Regions from separate parts of the Mus musculus genome. Here regions 1, 2 and 3 are each linked to region 4. Evidence: chromatin loops called from intact Hi-C (ENCODE). Cell type or tissue: heart. All regions are shown on one strand. Region 1 has its middle 8.3 kb from the start of Tspan15. Region 2 has its middle 37 kb from the start of Hk1. Region 3 overlaps Hkdc1 (hexokinase domain containing 1). Region 4 overlaps Tspan15 (tetraspanin 15).

Evidence for each region. Peaks named below come from ENCODE experiments on the same cell type or tissue, not always from the same donor. Only the 100,000 strongest peaks of a DNase experiment are listed, where the experiment ranks them.
Region 1: it touches region 4 in a loop (5-fold over the local background); 26 of 42 quality-filtered maps call a loop at or near these places.
Region 2: it touches region 4 in a loop (2.4-fold over the local background); 7 of 42 quality-filtered maps call a loop at or near these places.
Region 3: it touches region 4 in a loop (6-fold over the local background); 12 of 42 quality-filtered maps call a loop at or near these places.

What each region holds. Positions count from the first base shown.
Region 1 is chr10:62,236,977-62,241,976 of GRCm38, reverse strand. No RefSeq gene overlaps it. Among named protein-coding and RNA genes, the nearest start is that of Tspan15, 8.3 kb to the right of the region's middle. In heart, a CTCF peak has its summit at 1,365 (motif pointing right); a DNase peak (open chromatin) is centred at 2,496; H3K27ac peaks cover 160 bases; H3K27me3 peaks cover 224 bases.
Region 2 is chr10:62,375,248-62,380,247 of GRCm38, reverse strand. It overlaps a transcript of Hk1 not described here. Among named protein-coding and RNA genes, the nearest start is that of Hk1, 37 kb to the right of the region's middle. In heart, no CTCF peak of the experiment used is centred here; no DNase peak of the experiment used is centred here; H3K27me3 peaks cover 721 bases.
Region 3 is chr10:62,408,275-62,413,274 of GRCm38, reverse strand. It overlaps Hkdc1 (hexokinase domain containing 1), which reads left to right. Exons shown (of 18, transcript NM_145419.1): 3 at 1,421-1,569; 4 at 1,649-1,768; 5 at 3,390-3,485; 6 at 4,561-4,660. Among named protein-coding and RNA genes, the nearest start is that of Hkdc1, 12 kb to the left of the region's middle. In heart, a CTCF peak has its summit at 2,123 (motif pointing right); a DNase peak (open chromatin) is centred at 2,134; H3K27ac peaks cover 255 bases.
Region 4 is chr10:62,184,608-62,189,607 of GRCm38, reverse strand. Tspan15 (tetraspanin 15) reads left to right here. Exons shown (of 8, transcript NM_197996.2): 7 at 849-965; 8 at 1,446-4,212. The coding sequence ends at 1,595. Among named protein-coding and RNA genes, the nearest start is that of Mir7662, 7.1 kb to the left of the region's middle. In heart, no CTCF peak of the experiment used is centred here; DNase peaks (open chromatin) are centred at 1,497 and 2,547; H3K27me3 peaks cover 1,870 bases.

The DNA of each region.
Region 1 (5,000 bases), 52 kb before region 4:
TGGTTATGTGCGTGTGTGTGCAGGTGCCCTCAGAAGCCAGAGGCTTTGGATCGCTCTGCAGCTGGAGTTGCACGACTGTTGGGAACTGAACTCAGGACCTCAGCAAGAGCAGGGAGTGTCCTTAACTGCTGAGCTGTCTCTGCAGCCGCAGAGGTAGGCTGTAATTCCTTGAACTTTGTTCAAAGTTGTGACTGTTTTGTAGGTCATCGGTTTAGAGCAGCGGTTCTCAACCTGTGGGTTTCAGCCCCTTTGGGGGATCACCGAATACCTTCTGCATACCAGATGTCTACATTTCAATTTGTACCCAGCAAAACTACAGTTATGAGGTAGCAACAAAAATAATTTTATGGATGGGGTCACCACAACATGAGGAGCTGCATTAAGAAGGTTGAGAATCACTGGTTTAGGGGGGTTCCCATAGCAACACATTATTTTCTTTTTGTGTGGATTTAACTGTCAACACCTCTGTTGTTAGAAGCCATTTTGTACTGTTTTCTACTTGGAATTTCCAAACTCTGGCTCATAACAACCCAAAACACTCCAGCTACAGAGAACACTGCAATGGTTAGGGGTTTTGTTTAGTTTTTTTGTTTGTTTGTCTTTTTGTTTTTGGTTTTTTGGTTTTGTGAGTCAGAGTCTCATTGTGTAGCCCAGGCTACCCTCACAAACTTTTTCTTCCTGAGTCAGGATCTCAAGTGGCCTAAACATGCTAGGTAGCCAAGGATGACCTTAAATTCTTGATCCTCCTGCCTCAGCCTTGGCTAGGATTGCAAACATGCCATACCATACTTGGTCTCTGCCCTGATTTTTGTTTGGTCCAGGACCTTTCTGGAGAGTTCTTCTTGGGTTACAGGGTTCTGTCTGAGGTGTCGAATTTCGGTGAACCAGATTGTGGTAATACACAGACTCTTACATGCAAATCAGTTCCTCTCCATTCCTGGTGCTTCTCTGATGTCCACGTTTGAATTAAAAATGAAATACTTGTTTGGCCAGCACTCATTTCTCCAGGGACCTGGCTCTTCCCACTAGAAGAGAGCAGAGTTTTAAAAATAGTTATAATAAAGAACTTGCAAAAAAAAAAAAATCACACACCAAATTCAACCAACCCAAAGTTTGTCAGTGAACTTCTAACTAGTGTGAAGCTATGAAGCTTCACACTGGATTCACACTGTCACTATGGGATATATTTTAGGCACTTATCTACCACAATATGAAAAATCCACGACAGAATTGAAACTAAAGAACAGAAACAACAACAGAAACCCAATGAGCTTTTATTAACTTTTTTTTGTCTTTTTAAAAGATTTATTTATTTTCTTTAGGTATGTGAGTACACTGTCGCTCTCCTCAGACACACCAGAAGAGGGCATCTGACCCCATTACAGATGGTTGTTAGACCTGCAGCAAGCATCCTAACCACTTGAGCAGTCATGTTAACTCCAGACCAAGGCAAACTTCTCAGTACTGACTGCCCCCACTGGACTCCAGGTCACCAGCAAGAAACAGGAACCCTTCTGCCCTGAAGACCTCACACCTTCCCTCCTTGGTCTTGCCCTTGGAGTGCAGGTGGGGAACAGATGTTCTTAGACTCAGTTGTCCCTCGGATCCAGGTTTGATCCTCCTGGCAGGGGATGAGGGATAAGGGGCACGTGCATCCCAGACGCAATCATGGAAACAGGCAGGATCCATTTGAGACAAATTTGTAAAAGTTACACTTCTGTTCAGAGTTGGACATTTCTGTGTCAGTGGGCATTGTGCGGCGTCCAGATGTGACCTCCATGCAGGCAGGCTGCCCCTGGCCTGGACTTCTCCAGAGGCTGTCAGTGTTGCTTACACTGAATTATGTTGATGGCCCAGTCGTGATACTTTGTATCCCCATACTTGGGAGGCTAAGCCAAGAGGGTTATGAGGGGCAGCCTGGGTTATAGAATTTATATGTATGTGTATATATATATATATATATGTATATATGTGTGTATACATATATACATATATATATATACATACACACACATATATATTAGACACACACATATATATATTTACACATATATGTATACACACACATATATACATATATATATATACATACACATATGGTTATACATATATACATAATGAAATACATACATACACATACATATATGAATATACATATAATGAATATATACATATATACATAATGAAATATATGTTTATTTTTGTACACATACATATGAGTATAATATAAATAATGAATATATATACATATATAATGAAGTACATATATATACACATACTTATATAAATATACACATATAATGCATATATACATGTATATATAATGAAATACGTGTGTGTATGTGTGTATATAGGTACTTATCTGTCATCTCATCTCAGCACTTGGGAGGCAAAAGCAGCCAGCTCAGTCACATGATGAATTTGATGCTAGCCTGGTTTATCCAACCGTGTCTGAAAAAAGAAACACAGGGCACTGCCAAGACGGCTCAGTGGCTAATGGTGCATGCCGCCAGCCAAGCATAACCACCTGAATGGTGAAAGGAGAGAGCCTCTTCCTGCAAGGTGCCCTCTGACCTCCACACTTGGGCTACGGCAGCCTGTGCACACATACATAATAAGTAAATGCAATTTAAAAAATAGTTTGTATCTCAGCTGGGTGGTGGTGGCACGAACCTTTAACCCCAGCACTTGGGAGGCAGTGGATCTCCAAGTTCAAGGCCAGCCTGGTCTACAGGGCATGTTCCAGGCCAGTCAGGACTCAGAGGGAAAACCTGTCTTGAAAAACAAAACAAACAAGAAATTGTGTCTCATGGAAAGGGTGCATTTGTTTCCTGCAACTTTTTAACCTAGTAACATCATTACCATTTTGATGTTTGTACAATGGCAAAACTGCCCAGTGAGTTCATTTCTCTGGGCCCTATCCCTAAGGCTTGGATAAGGACACCCTGAGCCTTATTTACCATAGAAGACCTACCTGTCTGGTATTTAATGTGAGCCAGTTCAGTGCTTAAGAAAGCATACACTCTTATTGCCTAGGGCCAGCCACAGCTCTAGAGGAGACACACCACTCATTTTTGGTTTCCATGGACACTGCATTCACATGCAGAAGCCACACACAGACATCCACATATGCATATCATTTTTAAAAAGAAAAATAAAATCCTCTTCTTTAATATGAGTCACATTGGTGTGACGGTGCGCATCTATTGCCTTATCTACGATGACAGCCAGGGTAGGAGGAAGCCTGGATAGCAACACAAGTGTTTGTTGGTTTGTTTGTTTGGTTTGGTTTGGTTTGGTTTGGTTTGGTTTGGTTCTGTGAAAGTGTAAAATTGGAGGGAGACTTGCTCTTTTACCAGAGGAAATCAACAATGCTCTCCAAGTCCGCTGCTTTTACTTAGCATGTAGCTCATGGCTCTCTGAAACACTAAATAGCAAGGTCACTGAGTGTCATGGTTTGGATATGCTTGGCCCAGGGAGTGGCACGATTTGGAGGTGTAGCCTTGTTGGAGTAGGTGTGTCATTGTGAGTGTGGATTTAAGACCCTTGTCCTAGCTGCCTGGAAGTCAGTATTCTGCTAGCAGCCTTCAGATGAAGATGTAGAACTCTCAGCTCCTCCTGCACCATGCCTACCTGGATGCTGCCGTGCTCCCACCTTAATGATAATGGACTGAACCTCTGAACCTGTGAGCCAGCCCCAATCAAATGCTGTCCTTGTAAGACTTGCCTTGGTCATGGTGTCTCTTCACAGCAGTGAAACCCTAACTAAGACACTGAGCTTCCTTCCCTAACACTTCTTCAGCCACTCCCCGGGACATTCCTATGAGGCGAGATTCTCTGCAGTCATGAGGAAATAGGTAGAGTCATTTGCTCAGAGAGGGAGAAAAAAAATGTTGCTTTCTGTGGGACACTTGGCCCAGTCATGGGGTGAGTATCAGGGTAGTGGAGACTAACCCAGGTTCCAGGTCCAGGAGATTTCTGAAGGTCTGTGTGATTGTATGGGAGGCTCCAGACCTGAGCCTTCTCTTCAGTCAGAGTCTGACTTGTTTACCTCACAAAGGTTTGGTGCTGTCTCATAACAAATAATAATAATAATGATGATGATAATGATAAACAATGCAGTCTCCCCTGTTAATAACAGAAAATTGAATTTTGTTAAAGGAAGGGCTTTCTGTTTTTCCAAAAAGGGCCCCAAGGGATTAGTTCATGAGACAGAAAGTAGAAGCTGGGACGCAGAGAAGACGTCAAAATGCCCTGAGAGGAAAGACAGGAAGTAGAGGAAGGAGACAGGAGGCTTCCTGCACAGGGTTGAGCCCTCCAGGACCCAGTGAGGTTTTCATCCAATGTCTCAGTGGCCAGCTCTCTGGTGGAAGCTTCGGAAGGACCCAGCTCTGCAGCTTGCTGTGGGTGGGGCTGCCAGCAGTCAGTGTGCATGGCCCTGGGGACAGCTCACGGGGGGGGGGGGGGCTCACGTTTAATAAGCATTTCCATGGGTTCACCTCTACATGGCACCAGGCGCTGAGCAGGCGTGGTGGTAATGTAGCTAAGGAACAGTCTTTCTTTTATCAACCATCCAGCAGGCCCAAGGCCCCGGGTACACTTAATCTAGAGCTGGGCAGGCTGCTACTTTATCCTTGGTGAAAGCCTACCACCTCTAGGGGCCTTAGAACCCAGCACAGAAAGCGGCAGAACATGGGCTTGCCACTTTCCGTGGCCCAGGCGGACACATCTGTGTATGTTTTCTCGGTGCAGAATGTTCTGCCCTTCCATTCAGGTTCTTCAGGAGCAGATTTAGCCCCTAGATGTGAACTGGAAGCAGCTATCATTTGGTTCTATTTTAAAATTTCAAATTATATTTGTGTGTGTGCGCACACTCGTGAATGTGTGTGCGAGTGTGCATAGGCCAGAAGACAACTTTTGGAAGTCAGTGCTCTCTTCTTACCATGTAGGTCCCAGGGATGTCTCTCAGGCCATCACAGGCTTGGTGGCAAGAGTCTTTA
Region 2 (5,000 bases), 190 kb before region 4:
CTCCCCAGCCCACTAGGTTTCATCTTAATTAGCTGGGAACCTGGCTGTTCTTGTAACCTCTCCTCAGTTCTTCCTGGGTACCACATCCTCAGCTCTCTATCCCACTTCCCTCTGAGTCTGCAGCATCCTTTTGGGATAGATGATCTGGCTCACAGGTTTAGCCTGCTGTACCACCGTGGTCTCTCAGCATGTGTAAGCAGGTTTGAGGAGGTTATCCAACCTTCTTGCCTAGCTCTGAAAAGGAGTCCCTAGGTATCTAGGTCCCTTTAGCCACTGTAACCAGTTGATGACATCATAGAGTTTGAGGCAGAACAGGAACTCCAGAGAGGGCAAACATCCATTCTGTGACTGCAGGAGTCCCTGAAACACCTGGGACCATGGAGGGCCCCCCTCTTCTCAAGGCTTGCTAGGTTAGACCAGTAACTACATCAAGGTAAAGTGTCTTCGGGGGAAGCTCATAGTCTGTCTTCTTTAGACAATAAGCTGTGGATGGAGCTCCATTGGTAGAGAACCTGCCTAGCATGGTCAAAGGTGTGGGTTTGGTCCCTAGCACTGCATAAACTCAGAATGGCGCTACTGATCCTCAAATTCCGGCCCTCGGGAGGAGAATTCAGGTCATTTTTGGTTATAAATGAGTTAAAAACCAGCCTCAATACATTTAATCCCATTCCATATACAATGAAAACAGCCTTGGCCTTGTGGAGCCAGAAGTAGGTAGATCTCTGTGAATTTGAGGCCAGCCTGGACTATGTAATGAGGTTCAGTCTCAGCAATCAAAGAAAAGAGTGTTCTTTTCTACATTTTAGAGCCCTGTACTTCCTTTTTCTTGGTGCCTCTTATAGAGTGAGCTGATAGGTAAAAATGTGAGAAGTAGGTTTCTCCATCCCTGCTTTTCCAGAACACGTGGCCTGATTCATTGTCCCGTTCAGAAACAATTTGCTTCTGGCCACGGGCAAGAGGGGATCTCATTGGGAATGAGGACTGGGTTCTCCTCCTCCTCCGTGCTCCTGGTGGTCACCAGAGCCAGCTCTGGCAGTGGGCAGTGGGCGGTGGTCAGTGGGCAGTGGGCAGCCCTCGTTCTCTGAAGAAACCGATACGTGAAGGGAGCCTCTCAAGTGAATGAACTCACTGCTTCTGACTGACTCTCTCCATTCATCTGTCTCACCTGGTGAGACCCAAGCTTTACACACACAGTAGGTCCTCTATTAGGTGATGGCTCAATTGGTGCGGAGACTCAAGGTAATATGCTGCCCATTGTGCCCACGTGTTAGAGTTCACAGGAAAGAGAAAGGTAAGTTTGTATCTATAAGGCAACAGAGGAAAGAAGGACCAAGTGGCGGCAGACTGTAGCTTCCTTCCTTTAGATCCTAGGAGTGTGTGTTCCTGTGCTCATGTACACCATGGGCCATTGGGGGTAAGGGCCTGAAATGTATCTTGTCTGAGAAAAGTGTTAAGGGTATGAAATGCATAGGATTACTGAGGGTGTTATAAAATGGCTCTTAAGTAGCGCTAAGACTGAGGAGGCATGCCTGTAATTCTAATACTTGCGAGGCTGAGGCAAGGGCCACAAGTTCAAGATTCGTCTGGGCCACATAGAGAGTCTAGCCTAGACTACATAGTAAGGCTAGCCTAGACTACATAGTGAATGTCTGTCTCAAACCCCTACTATACCTGCCCAAAAGGAGGAAGTGGTAACAGTCATACATATAAGTATTAATTCATTATATAACAAGCACCAACAGAACCAAATAGTAATCATAATGTTGAAGCCCTCCTGGGTATAAACCTCATTTTGAGACATTTACAACAATCTCAATAAAAATATCTCTATAGCTTCTGGGCCAGTGTGATGGCTCAGTGGGTTAAGGCACTTGTGGCTAAGCTTGGCAACCTGAACATGGGAGAAGAGAACTGACTCCCAAAAGTTGTCCTCTGACCTCCACACGCACGAGGGGACGCGTGCTACCCACCCCTTTAACATAAAAACAAAATTTAAAAGAAGTCTGTGGTTGCTATTGACGATGAAGGCACAGGTGCCACTGACCCTACTGTGGCTCTCGCTCCTAGAGACATTTAGAAGTTCCTCTTTGTCTATGATAGTTCATAATGTAAGACATTTCCCACTAGACCTCTCGCTAGTGGCCAGGGCTTTTCATTTCTGCAGGCTGTGAGGAATGTATGCTATTTTATTCAAATAGCTTCAACCTCCGTCTTCGTGTCTTCCTGACGCTCTTACCATCCTGATGCTGGATCTTCTGCTTCTGCCTTCCCTGCTGTTGAACGTTAAATTCGTGTATTTATCTTGCCTTCCTGTCCACTTACTAGGGGGGCAGTAGAATCTCCCAGCTAAGCAGCCTCTGCCCCGGTCTTAAATCTAACCAGTGGTTATCTATCTATCCCAGGTTTGATCTTCTGTAGTCTAAACTTTATCTTTTACAATATTAATAATTCTTTAAAAATTTCATCCAGTATATTTTGATCCTATTCATTCAAACCAGGAGTTCATGAGCACAGTGGTCCTGTAAACAGAATCTTTTAAAGAAAAAAAAAAAACCAGTTTCTGAAGCCAAGGGTAGTGGTTCACATCTGTATCTCAGCACATGGAAAACGGAGTCAGGGGACTCAGGTGTTCAAAGCCAGCCTCAGGTAAAGAGTGAGTTTGACACCAGCCTGGGCGACCTGAGACTCTGTCTCAGAGAGAGAGAGAGAGAGAGAGAGAGAGAGAGAGAGAGAGATTTAAAAAGAAATTAAAATTTGAAGTCTATTTTATTATTCTGTATTTTCATATTCTAACAAAGAAAGTAAACCTTACCAAAATATGGTTCCGTGTTTTTATTATTTTTCAATGAACAATTTCACGTTTTTATTAGTTCTCCGTGACCTATTTTATGTATTTCTAGTTCTTCCTCTGACTTCAGCTCTTACTTTGCATATATACCTTCCCCCCACCCCCCGCTCTGTCCAGTGTCTCTGCCATCCCTCTTTGACACCCTCGGTTGGTCTCCTGTGCTGTTTGTGCTGGAAGTCACATTTCCCAGTTTGTTGACATTCTTTTCGGGTAGCTTTCTTCCTCGGACGTCTGGTGACTTTTGTCCTGTAAGCTTTTCACCCACGGGTCACCCACTGCTGTATCCTGGAATGTTCTGGGTTGGGGCCACTTTAGTCTGAGTCATTCTGATGAAATGAGAAAGGAGGTAACCTTGAAAGCAGAGTCCTGGGCACCCAAGTCCTTAGGGAAGCCCTCTGGTCAACCCACCCAGCCTGGTCTACTGGGCGTGAATTAGAGCCATGTGGGAGGAAGAACCTTCAACTGAGAATCTGCTTCTATCGGGTGGGCTGGTAGGCAGGTCCTCAGGATGTTGTCTTGATTAACGATTGACGTGAGGACCCAGCTCATTGTGGGCAGTGCCACCCCTGGGCTGGTGGTCTTTGGTTGTATAAGAATGCCAGTCGAGCAAGCCCTGAGGAGCAAGCCAGGATGCAGCATCCTTCTGAGGTCTCTTCAGTTCCCGCCTTGACTTCCTGCTGACTTCCCTCGATTGGGGTGGTGACGGACGGTGTCCTGAATGTAAGCCAGATAAGCCTTTGCCTCCTCACCCCAAGTCACTTTAGGTCATAGTGTCTATCACAGTGATACAAAGCCAACTGGGACAAGCCTCGGGACCCCTGGGCAGGCTTTTAGGAGTTGGCCTTCAGTGTGTTTGGAATCAGTAGCCATGGGAGCGTATATCAGTGTCGAGGCTGCCCACTCCGAGGGGCTGGTGAGTGAGTGAGCTAGGCTCTGCGAGCCCACTAGCTTTCTCAGCTCCTTGCTTACCAGAGCCTCGTTGTGCTTAGAACCCACTGACACCTGTGTTGGTCTTGAAGCCTGGAGGTTCTCTCAACAGTAAAGGGGCGGGCAGCAATTGTCTTGGGCCCTTCTTACAGAGATGCAGAGTTAATTCATGGTGGGGATGATGCTAGACCATTACTGTCTACTGAGCAGAGGATACCCCCCCCCCAGCCCAGAAGCAAAATTTCAATCTACCTCCATGTCTTTTACCTACAGAAAAGACTATTTTGTGGGGTGCAGTTGGTACACAGAGAGGGGACTTTATTTTACACATTGTCCTTGGCTTGACAATAAGCCTTACTATCACACCCCACACACACACACACCTGCACATGTGTAGCAGATGTGCAGCTTGGTCCCCCAACAACCGTTGTGAGCACTGACCCTGCCTCTGTGCTTGCCTGTGGATTCGTTCCCCGAACTGGGCTGCCTTGCCTGGCCTCAGTGGGAGAGGATGTGCCTAGCCCTGCAGTGACTTGATGTGCCAGGGTGGGGTAATACCTAGAGGGGACTCCCCTTTCTCAGATGAGGAGGGGAGGAGGGATGAGGGGAGGACCTATGTAAGGGGGCACTGGGAGGAAGAGGGGGACTGATACTGGGATGTAAAGTGCAGCTTTAAAGTGAATTTTTAAAAAGTTTTTAAAACTTCTACTTTTCTTAACAGAACAGCATGGCTAACCATTAGGATGCGTGCTAATTTTTTTTTTTTTTTTTGCATTTTATATAACCCCTTATAAGTAGAGACATAACCCTGGTTTCTAGGTACCTCAGTACTGATGAAAATCATCTACGTTATAGTAACTGTAGAGAGGAATAGTGGGCACTCTGGGGTGAGCCTGGCATGGGCTTGAAGCAGAGGACAAAGGACAGTTCCCCGGGAAGCCAACAGGTCATTCATTCACGCCCCAGGTCAGACTCAGCATCTTCTTGGATCCAACTGCCAGTCTCACACCCAGAACACCCGTCACTCACATAACGGCTGCCTTGAATGTTCTGCCTTTAATCTGCTTTGTTTGAAATTCTGTGAGGGCCCTGTGGCTCTGATCTGGCCATCTTCTGACTTCTCACAGCCTTTCCCTCCAGAGCCGGAACGCAACTGATGCTAAAACAGATCAGAAATCCGCCTTCTCTGTCCAAGACCAATGAAGCGACGTAGTCGGTCTCTGGC
Region 3 (5,000 bases), 220 kb before region 4:
TGCACGGGTGTGATAAGTGCATAGGATTTTGTGCCTGGATTCCTTGGCCCAGTCATAAACCTTAAGCCACTCCCTCGGGCTCAGTTCAGTGCTAATCTAGGGAGATAATCTCTACTTGCTTCCACTGAAACAAAATTCTGGCTGGGTCTATAAATGATTGACACCTTAGCTGGGGGGGGGGGGGGGATGGCGTGTCCAGGAATGCAGAGTTCCAGGCCTTTCCACTGACTCAGCTGCCAGGTTCTCAGAGAGGTACGTGTGTGTGTGTGTGTGTGTGTGTGTGTGTGTGTGTGTGTGTGTGTGTGTGACAGTTTGCACAGCACTGTTCTGGCCAGCTAAGCATCAGCTTTTAACTCTTGGATTGCCAGAACAGAGAAACTCCGGAGCATAGCCCGGGTGTGTTTGTTGTGTAAAGACTGAGATGGAAGCACACAGATCTCATGGAAATCCTACAGCAGGGACCTCTGTGTGCTCAGCTTTGGGGGAACTGGGCCTGGGAACCTCCTCCCCGTGTCCTCCGCGTTTGCTGTCTGCTAGAGATGTTTCTTGGGCATCACCTCTCGTGGCTCACTAACAGCAATAGACTGTCCAGCTGCCCCTCAATGTACAGGAGACTGAGGTTGCCATGGTGTGACATCAGACCCTGCTACTGGGGTTTGCAGGCATGGGATTTCTCATGCCTGGCCTATGAGACCACCCTGCAGGCACAGATAGTTCTTTATAAACACGTCTAGTGTTAGGAGGTGAACTTCCCATACATGTGACAGACACCAAAGGCACTGGTGAGGGTCCTGCATAGGTGTCATGGCGTGTGGTGCCTCCCCCACACATGCATCATTCTGTGTCTCTTTTTGTAGCATCCTTCTTGGGCTTTTGGATGCAGGACCATCTGCTCCTGGTGGAGAGACTGTGCGCCCTTACCCCTAAATTAAGCAACCATGTGGTCCCTGCTGCCCACTGGGGCTTGTGGGAGGCTGGCTTCTCTTCGCTGCGCCTCTCTCTCCCCCCCCCTCTCTCTCATGCCCTTATGTGAGTTTTCCCAGTGGTTGGTGCAACAGCTTTCTTCCTAGACAGCATCTGGGTATAGTCTCTGCTCTTAAGGCTCATTCTCAGAGCCCAGCCCCACCCCGCCCCGTCCTGCTCACAAAATGGGGTCACATGTGCCTTTTCCCAATGAGCTTGCTCATTCTCTCCAGCATGACCGAGTGGAGCAGAATCAGGCAGACTTGGGCTCACATCCCAGCTCTGCCAGCTCCTGTGTAGAGCAGACTGAAGACCATATCCCCAACCCTCAGGCTAGTGGGCTGGTGACACTAATCCGCAGGGGGTTGGGACCTTGGACAGCGCTTGCTGTATGTCAGGCTTTTTACCATACCTAGGAGAATCTCCACAGAATGGTGACTATTTTCATTTCTCATAGAAAACGGGGAATTCCTTTCCCTGGATCTCGGAGGATCCAAGTTTCGGGTCTTGAAGGTGCAAGTCTCCCAAGAGGGCCAGCAAAATGTTCAGATGGAGAGCCAGTTCTACCCAATGCCCAATGAAATCACCCGTGGGAATGGCACGGAGGTACTGGCAGGAGGGGAAGACCTGGGTACCAGCCACGAGAGGCGGCACCTAAGCCTTGTGCCTGTGTTCTCTCTGGCAGCTTTTTGACTACGTAGCCGACTGCCTGGCAGATTTCATGAAGACCAAAAATCTGACACATAAGAAGCTGCCTCTGGGCTTCACCTTTTCTTTTCCCTGCAGACAGAATAAGTTGGAGGAGGTAAGGCAAGGGATGGGGGAGGGAGAGGGGCGGGAGCAGGTGCATTCATGCATGAAATTCTGGTCTGTCGGTCTTTCTGCTTTCTGCTAATGTGAGACAGAACGGGGTGATGTGGGCCCTTGGTTTCTGTGCTTAACGGAACATACAGAGCATGAAAGGATGGATGGGCACTTTAGGTGGTTCTCATGAAGGCTTACTGGGCCCTAAGTGCACATCTCAAGGTTGCCCAGAGATGCAGTGCTGGCCTCAGAGTCACAGATATCCCCTGCCTCTGCCTCCTGGCACCTAAAGGCCATTTCATTTCCTCTGTCGATTGTTGCCTGAGCCTATGAAGGCAGAAGTGACCTGCAGTGGCCTCACGGTGGCAGTGTGGCACAAAACCCAACTGTGGCTCTGACCATGGGTCTAAGTTGTGCGATGTGTCCGATTGGAGCTCCTGGAGTATGTTCCTGTGTGTTCCTTCATTCATAACTTAGGGGACTAGAAGAGGGGTGTCTGGGGAGTTTGTGGGCTTGGACTTAGCTGCTCCTGACCGGGTGGATGGACTTGGGCAAGTCTGTTAATCTTCACGTTCTCTTCTCATCTGGAACAAAAGCCTGTAATTCCTTGTGAATTCAGACGAGAAATGCCATTTGTAAGAAATGATCGTTCATTCAACCTGAGAACCATTTATCCAAGTTGAAATTAAGTTCTCCAGGAAGTCCCTATAAGGTAGCACCGAGCTAGTTCTGGGGGACCTACAACTTGTGCATTCTATACACCCCGAAGTACCCTACCCCAGGGTGTGAACGGAGGGGACAGAGGGGTCATTCTCTCATCAGTTCCCTGTGCAGCTGGAGGTGGGGCAGGGGGAGTGTGCAAGTGTGCGTGTGGGTTCTATTATACGAATCAAAAGCTCTTGGCTCCCGTGTGCTGTGAGTCAGAGTTCTGTCTCTTCAGCATTTGTGCTTCTGGTGACTGAGATAAAATATGTAAAGAAAGGGGAGGTATTTCTGTCCCTAATTTATTCACCCAAGGCAACATTAAAAAATTTTTCTTTGCAAAAGATGGAATCAACCCAAATGTCTCCCAGCGGATGAGCAGATTAAGAAAGGGCACCTCTGTACAGTGGAATATTACTCAGCCATCAAAAGGAAGCCATTCTGTCATTTGTGGGAATGTGTGGGAATATTAAACTCAGTGAAATAACTCAGGCACAGGGAACAAGTTACACGTCTCTCATTTTGTTGTTGTTGGTTTTGTTTTGCTTTCTCAAGACAGGGTTTCTCTGTGTTGTAGCCCTGGCTATCCTGGAATTCACTCTGTAGACCAGGCTGGCTCACAGACACCCACCTGCCTCTGCCTCATGAGTCTTAACTTGTTTTGGAAATCTAGATAAGTCTCATTTAAAAAAAATCCCATAGCTGTGTGTAGTGTTTGTGCGGGTTGATTGGATTATGCACTGAACCTGCCTAGCATACCCCTTAAATTATTATGTATCAATTAGAAACAAAATCAAACCCCAAAGAATCAGAGTGATTGAACAGAGAGAGGAGAGCCCGTGGGGCTCAGAGCCAGGGCTGTCTGCCTGCCGCGGCATAGCCTGAACACCTCCAGGCACTGACCAAAAGCACCCTCACAGGGTGTTCTGCTTTCGTGGACCAAGAAGTTCAAGGCCCGGGGAGTTCAGGACACAGACGTGGTGAACCGCCTGGCCACTGCCATGAAGAAGCACAAGGTAAGGGGTTCACCTTGGTGTGAGGCCTCCTAGTCCTCTACCCTTGGGCTTGGGGGGTCCTTGTAGTGCATCCCCCTGGAAGGAGAACTTGGCGGGGTCCCCTTTGTAGTGAAGAGGAGCGCTGGCCTTCTGGAGAACCACAAGAGGCAGGCAACCTTTTATGCCTGGGTCCCCAGGCACCACAACCTGCCCTTGTTGGAAGGTTGGACTTGAGCTGTGGCTGTGTTTAAGCCCCGCCTTGCCTCCTCTTTAGGCTGGGGTGTAGTGGTGAAGTCACATGCACATGCTTTGGGGACAAGTCCTAGTTACCAGCCAGCCAACCAACCAACCAGCCAACCAACGAACACACAGGTCCCAAAGAACCAAAGAACACTGTTCATAGCTCTCTACTTAGCTTTCTACGCTTGCTTTTTTGAGAATATTTTACAATCATTTTTATAGCAGCAAAAGTAAGAGAGAAAGAGAGAGAGAAAATCTCAACCCCTTAAAAGCTGAACTGCTTGTTGCATGATAGGAAGAGGAGCTATTCTTACCGTTCTTAGCCGAGCTGGTGAATGAGCCTCTAGGAAAGGGGCTGGTGTACCACGTGGAGCTATGATCCCCTAACCCCAAAGGAAGACTTTGATGTGTCACCTTCCAATCCTTTCTTCTCACCTTAAAGCAGTCAGTCCTTCAGGTCTGAGGGAACTGTGATGGCAGCGTCCGGACAGAATAACCCACGTAGAAGAGACAGGTTTTAGTTGAGATGGGTTTTGCCATGCTTGCTGCCTGGCAGGGCCCCGTGACCCAGGACTGACATGTTTTCTCTTAGAAATAACCATCATTTCCATGACAGATCTGTTTTCCATTATCTCCCCCCCCCCCCGGGGGTAGATGCCAGGGCTGCCCGTATAGTCCCCTTCACAGCAGTCATTCCCTCAGCGCAGAAGCACAAGCTTCCCCTCCTACCCTGGGCTTTGAACCTTCACAAAATCTGTTTCTTGCAGGCAGTGTTTAGCGTGTTCACTGTTTGGGGGTGGGGTAGAGAGAATATGACTTCCCTCCACTGATACCCTTGAGGCCTTCTGTTCACCAGGACCTGGACGTGGACATCCTGGCTTTGGTTAACGACACTGTGGGGACCATGATGACTTGTGCTTATGATGATCCCAACTGTGAAGTCGGCGTTATCATCGGTAACTCAGTGGACTTGGGGTGGGGGGCAGTGAGATTGGGGCTGAGTTTGAGTAAAATATATATAAATATGAAGGGTGCTGCCATTTTTCTGCAGAGCAACACGGGGAGATGCGAAGCCTGCATCTATATCATCCTCCCTCCTTCCATCCTCCCTTCCTCTCTCTGTCTATCCATCCTCCCTCCCTCCATCCTCCCTTCCTCTCTCTATCCATCCTCCTTCCCTCTGTCCACTCATCCTCCCTCCCTCTATTCTCCTTCACTCTATCTCTCCTCCCTTCTTCCATTCTCCTTCCTTCCCTCTGTCTATCCATCCTCCCTCCCTCCCTCCCTCCACTCTCC
Region 4 (5,000 bases):
TACTCAGATTTCCCAGCTCTCCTTGGCTGTCACTCACAGAAGGACCCAGGGAGCCAGGGGAGGTCATCTGGCCAGGTTTGCTGAGTCCCTGCTCCAGGCAGGCTTAGCTGAGTGAGATATCGTGTCCAGGGCTCCTCCCATGCTGCCTGCCCAGCCCTGCAGTTTGTTGACAGCTCACACTGGTACTACCTGCCTGGGACTCAGGAATTCCTGGGGAAGAGAAAGTCCTTGGGTGGCTCCCAGCCTCGGCTTTCTGGACAAGTCTATGTAGCCCCGTTTGACCTGCAATTGCTATGTAGACTAGGCTGCCTCAAACTCACAGAGATTCCCCTGCCTCTGCCTCCTGAGTGAGCACTAGGATTAAAGGTGGGAATCACTGTGCCCAGTCTTTTTTCTTTCTTCTTTTAATAACCCAGTGGGTCCGATTAGTCCTACTCATGTGTTCAAGAGGGTAGCGCCATCCACAAATGGCGTTGTCTTTAATAATTTGTACATGGAACAAAGTTTCAAATGATGATGTTTTTAATAATTTGTACATGAAACAGTTTCATGGCAAGGGATTGTCCACTCGTGGGAGGAGAATGTAACATAGTAATTCTAGAAGCTTCACTGTACATTAAAACCATGTAGGGTTTCCCTCCACATATACCTGGAGTAGGCTTTTGGCTCAGGTAACAGTGCGCAGCCCTGGGTGGCATCTGGGAGGCATGCAGGCACACTCTGCCAGTTCCCAGCAGTTCTCACCACCAGAGCACTACCACAGTGTCCCCAGTGCCATCTCGGGAGCAGCACTAGAGAACCCAGGGCCACCTTCCCATGCCGCTGATCCTCTCCCTCCTCCCGCACAGCGCCTGAATGCACAGAACATCATTCACGTGCGGGGCTGCACCAACGCCGTGTTGATATGGTTCATGGACAACTATACCATCATGGCGGGCCTTTTACTGGGCATCCTGCTTCCTCAGGTGGGTAGTCCGTGGGTGCAGATGAAGCCAGGCTGAGTGTTGAAGGAGAAGGGTTCAGAGGCTCTGGGAGGGCTGGGGTCTGGAAGGAGAGCCAAACAGAGTAGTCTCAGTTGCTCTCTCTGCACTGGCTCTGCCTCCAGTCCGCCAGTGTGGTTGGTGCGACTGATAAGCACATCTGCTTAGTGGCGGTAGTGGAAATGGAGGATTCGAAGAGTGAAGTGACTTTCCCAAGGGTCCCCTGGATAAGGTGTGGCAGAGCTGGGATCGAGGCAGAAGACCAGCATAGAGGGGCCATGCTAATGTACAGGGGCAGGAAGTCTCCACGTTCCTGGGAAGGGTAGAGCAGGTCCAGCCTGGGGCTGCCTGGGCAGTGGGTGCTGGGGTGCCTTGATTTCCCCAGCCCAGTTCCCAGGGAGGGAACTGCCATGGAAGGATGCCCATGTGCCAGCAGGCTCTCACCGGCTCCCTCTCTGTCCTCAGTTTCTTGGTGTGCTGCTGACCCTACTGTACATCACCCGTGTGGAGGACATTATCTTGGAGCACTCTGTCACGGATGGATTGCTGGGACCTGGTGCCAAGTCCAGAACGGACACAGCAGGCACTGGATGCTGCCTGTGCTATCCCGATTAGCTATGCTGATTGAGCTATCCTGGCCCGGCACAGCAGCTCCCAGCCGGACTGTACTGCAAAGTGCATCTAAGACTACACAAGCTGGACAGGACCAGCTGCAGCTCCTCTGCCCACCCACGGCGCTGACCAAAGCCCAGGGTGTATGTACCTGCGTATAGTGTCTGATGGCCACTCCTCCTAGGGGAAAGCTGAACCCTGTGGGATCCCGGGAACAGGGATAGCCCAGCTCCGGTTCTGAGTCCTGGAGAAGGCAGCTCAGGGCTCCGTGTGGGCTCTTTTTCTTTCTGGCAGTGCCTTGGCCAGTGGTCATTATGCCCCTTCAAGGGCAGTTTTGCAGTGATTATTTTTAAAGGCAAGAAGGGAGTGTATCTGTTCTATAGGGAAGTCCTGGGTGCAGCCCTGGTACACTACTCTAGATGTGACGTTGGACTGTGTCTCAAATTCCCAGGTGCCTTGAGTCCTCTGTAAGGCTCCTGCTTTGCCCACCCATTTTCTACATATGTTTTTTTTCTTTTTTTTTTTAATAACCGTGTTTTGTATACAATTAACAAGAGTTTCTGGCTATTCAAAACTAGCCACCCCTGACCGAGTCCACTCACCCCTCCCCGTTAGTTCATTAATTGAACAATAAATATGTGTTTTGGGGGGTGGTCTTTTATTTGTGTTGTTTGGAAGTCTCTTGTCAGATTGAGAGAAGGCTGCCCCGGGGTGAAGATTGGTATAACTTGGGGCGCTGGGGTCAGGGAGAAAGAATGGACAGCATTCGTATTTCACACTCTATGGGAAACTAATAGTAAGACTTAAGAGTCCATGGTTACATGGAGAAGTAGCTGAGTCCAGGGCTCCTGTAGGAGAATGGTATCACAAGTCTACCCGTGTTATAGAAAGTAACCGAGGTAGGGCTCTGTAGGGACCCATGCCAAACAAAGCTTGGTGCTTGCCGCCCCCTGCTGGAGACATCCGGCCTTGCAGGAGCAGTCGGTCCAAGTGTCACCCCAACCCTACCTGGGTTTCTAGGTTTTTCTGTGAGAGTTTTAGACAGGGCAATAGATATAAAACAAGAATCTCAGACCCAGCTAAGCCTGGGTTAGGGAATTCCCCTCACCAGGGAAGCTTGTGTTCCATATGAGGAAGGGTGGAGGCGGGGCTTTAAAAAGAACACCATGACCATGAACACACCAGAGGCCAGACCTAAACATTCAGCATAGACAGAAACTCTTGGTGCTCACAGCTGTTTGTGGTCATCCCTGTAACCTCAGTTTTGTATGGAAACAGAGGCACAGTTAACCAACATGTTGAGGCATGGGACTGTGTATGAAGAACCTCTGCTTGAGTTGCGTCTGTGTATAGACAGACTCTCCCAGGTGTGCGAAACCAGGCATGGCTGGGACTGCTGCTCCCGTGCTCCCTAACTAATCCCCCTTTGGTTGTTGAGACGGGGTCTCACGTAGCCCAGGCTGGCCTCCAGCTCACTGTGTAGCTGAGGATATCCTTAAGCTCCTGATTCCTGGGCTGCTTTCTCGTGAATGCTGGGATCACGGTGAGTCCCACCACTCCCCGTTTATGGAATTTGGGGCCTGAAAGCTCTTTATCTCGTGGCTCCACTGAGCCCCTTTGATCAGGGCACAGGGCTGGGTGGTGAGCCTTCTGGCCCTGGCTCTAGCCATCCTCAGAATCCTGTAGTATAGCAGTATGGCTGGGGCACTCAGAGGGGATCAGAGGCTGGTGACTCTGTCATTCTCCCTCTCTCTGCCATCAGGGATGGGGGTTGGTGCCTACCCAGACCCGAGTTTCTATATGCCCTCTGAATGACAAAGCTGTCTCTTGCCTCTCAAGAAAAATAAAACCACAGAGCTTTGCCAGCCGGTCTCGGGGGTCACCTGCTATGGCACGTTTCTGTTACCCAATGCCAAGGGTACCATCTTGCCACCTTGTCTCTCAAGAATAGAGAATAACTTCAAGGGGTTGGAGAGATGGCTCAGTGGTTAAGAGCACTGACTGCTCTTCCAGAGGTCCTGAGTTCAATCCCTAGCAGCCACGTGGTGGCTCACAACCATCTGTAACAGGATCCGATGCCTTCTTCTGGTGCATCTGAAGACAGCGACAGTGTATTCATAAATAAAATAATTAAATATTTTCTAAAAACCCAACAGAATGACCCTCAAAATTAGTCCCTTTCTTCACTCTTCAGTTTTTGAAGATTTTTGTTACAAGAAAAATGTGGGGGCTGGAGAGATGGCTCAGCGGTTAAGAGCACTGACTGCTCTTTCCGAGGTCCTGAGTTCAATTCCCAGCAACCACATGGTGGCTCACAACCATCTGTAATGGACACCCACCCTGTTCTGGTGTGTCTGAAGACAGCTACAGAGTACACATATACATAAAATAAATAAATCTTAAAAAGAAAAATGTGTTTAGGAACCCTGGTTTCCTGTGAAAATTTAAAAAAAAAAAAACTGTTGAAGAAACTTCCTTTTGAAATATGCACAGCACAAGTAAATAGTAATTTGCTGAGCATGGGGGCTGATCCATGCCTGTAATCCAGCACTCAGGGGGTGGAGGCAGGAGGATTGTGAGGTCAAAACATGGACCAAAAATAAACCCTTTCTTAAATTGCTTCTGTCTGGTGTTTTATCATAGCAATGAGAAAAGTAACTAAGACGGGACTCTGGTATTTACAGTGAGGGGAACACAGAGCCCACAAAATCAGGGATGCAATTTAAGATGATAAGCATATGATTGCCCTAAAGATTTTTCTCCTAATCTTTGCAGTCCTTCACCCTAACTCTCCCCAGCACTGCTTGCTGCCTCTCAAGGCAGCCCCCTCCCGCAGCTGCTTTCTGTCTCTGCGTGCTCATCAGTCTCTTTTCTAAAGCCTTTATGAGACAGGACTCACGAGATCTCTTTAAGGCTCTGGCTACTACCATTTAACATAATTATTTTGAAAGCCATTCATTTCTGTGGCCAAGTTGTATTCTGTTCCATTGTATGAACACACCATAGTTAGTTTATGCATTTACCAATCAATGGGCATTTTTAGCATTTTTTGTTGAGAGACAGACAGACAGACAGACAAGAGAGACTTGTAGCCTTGACTGGCCTCAAACTTCAAAGATGTCCATGAGATCAAAGATATGCGTTGCTGTATTCAGTGACAACTTTATTCTGTTATTGCAATGAACATTTGCATATCTATGCAAAAAACATACCTGGACTGGCAAGAATGCTCTGTAGTTAAGGGCAACACAAATGGGAAGAGAGAGCCAGGTTTTGCCAGTTGTCCTCTGAACTACACCCACAAATGTATATCATGTGCATGTATGCATACACACCACACACACATACACACCACACACATACACACGCACCACACACATACATATGCACACACACATACACACCACA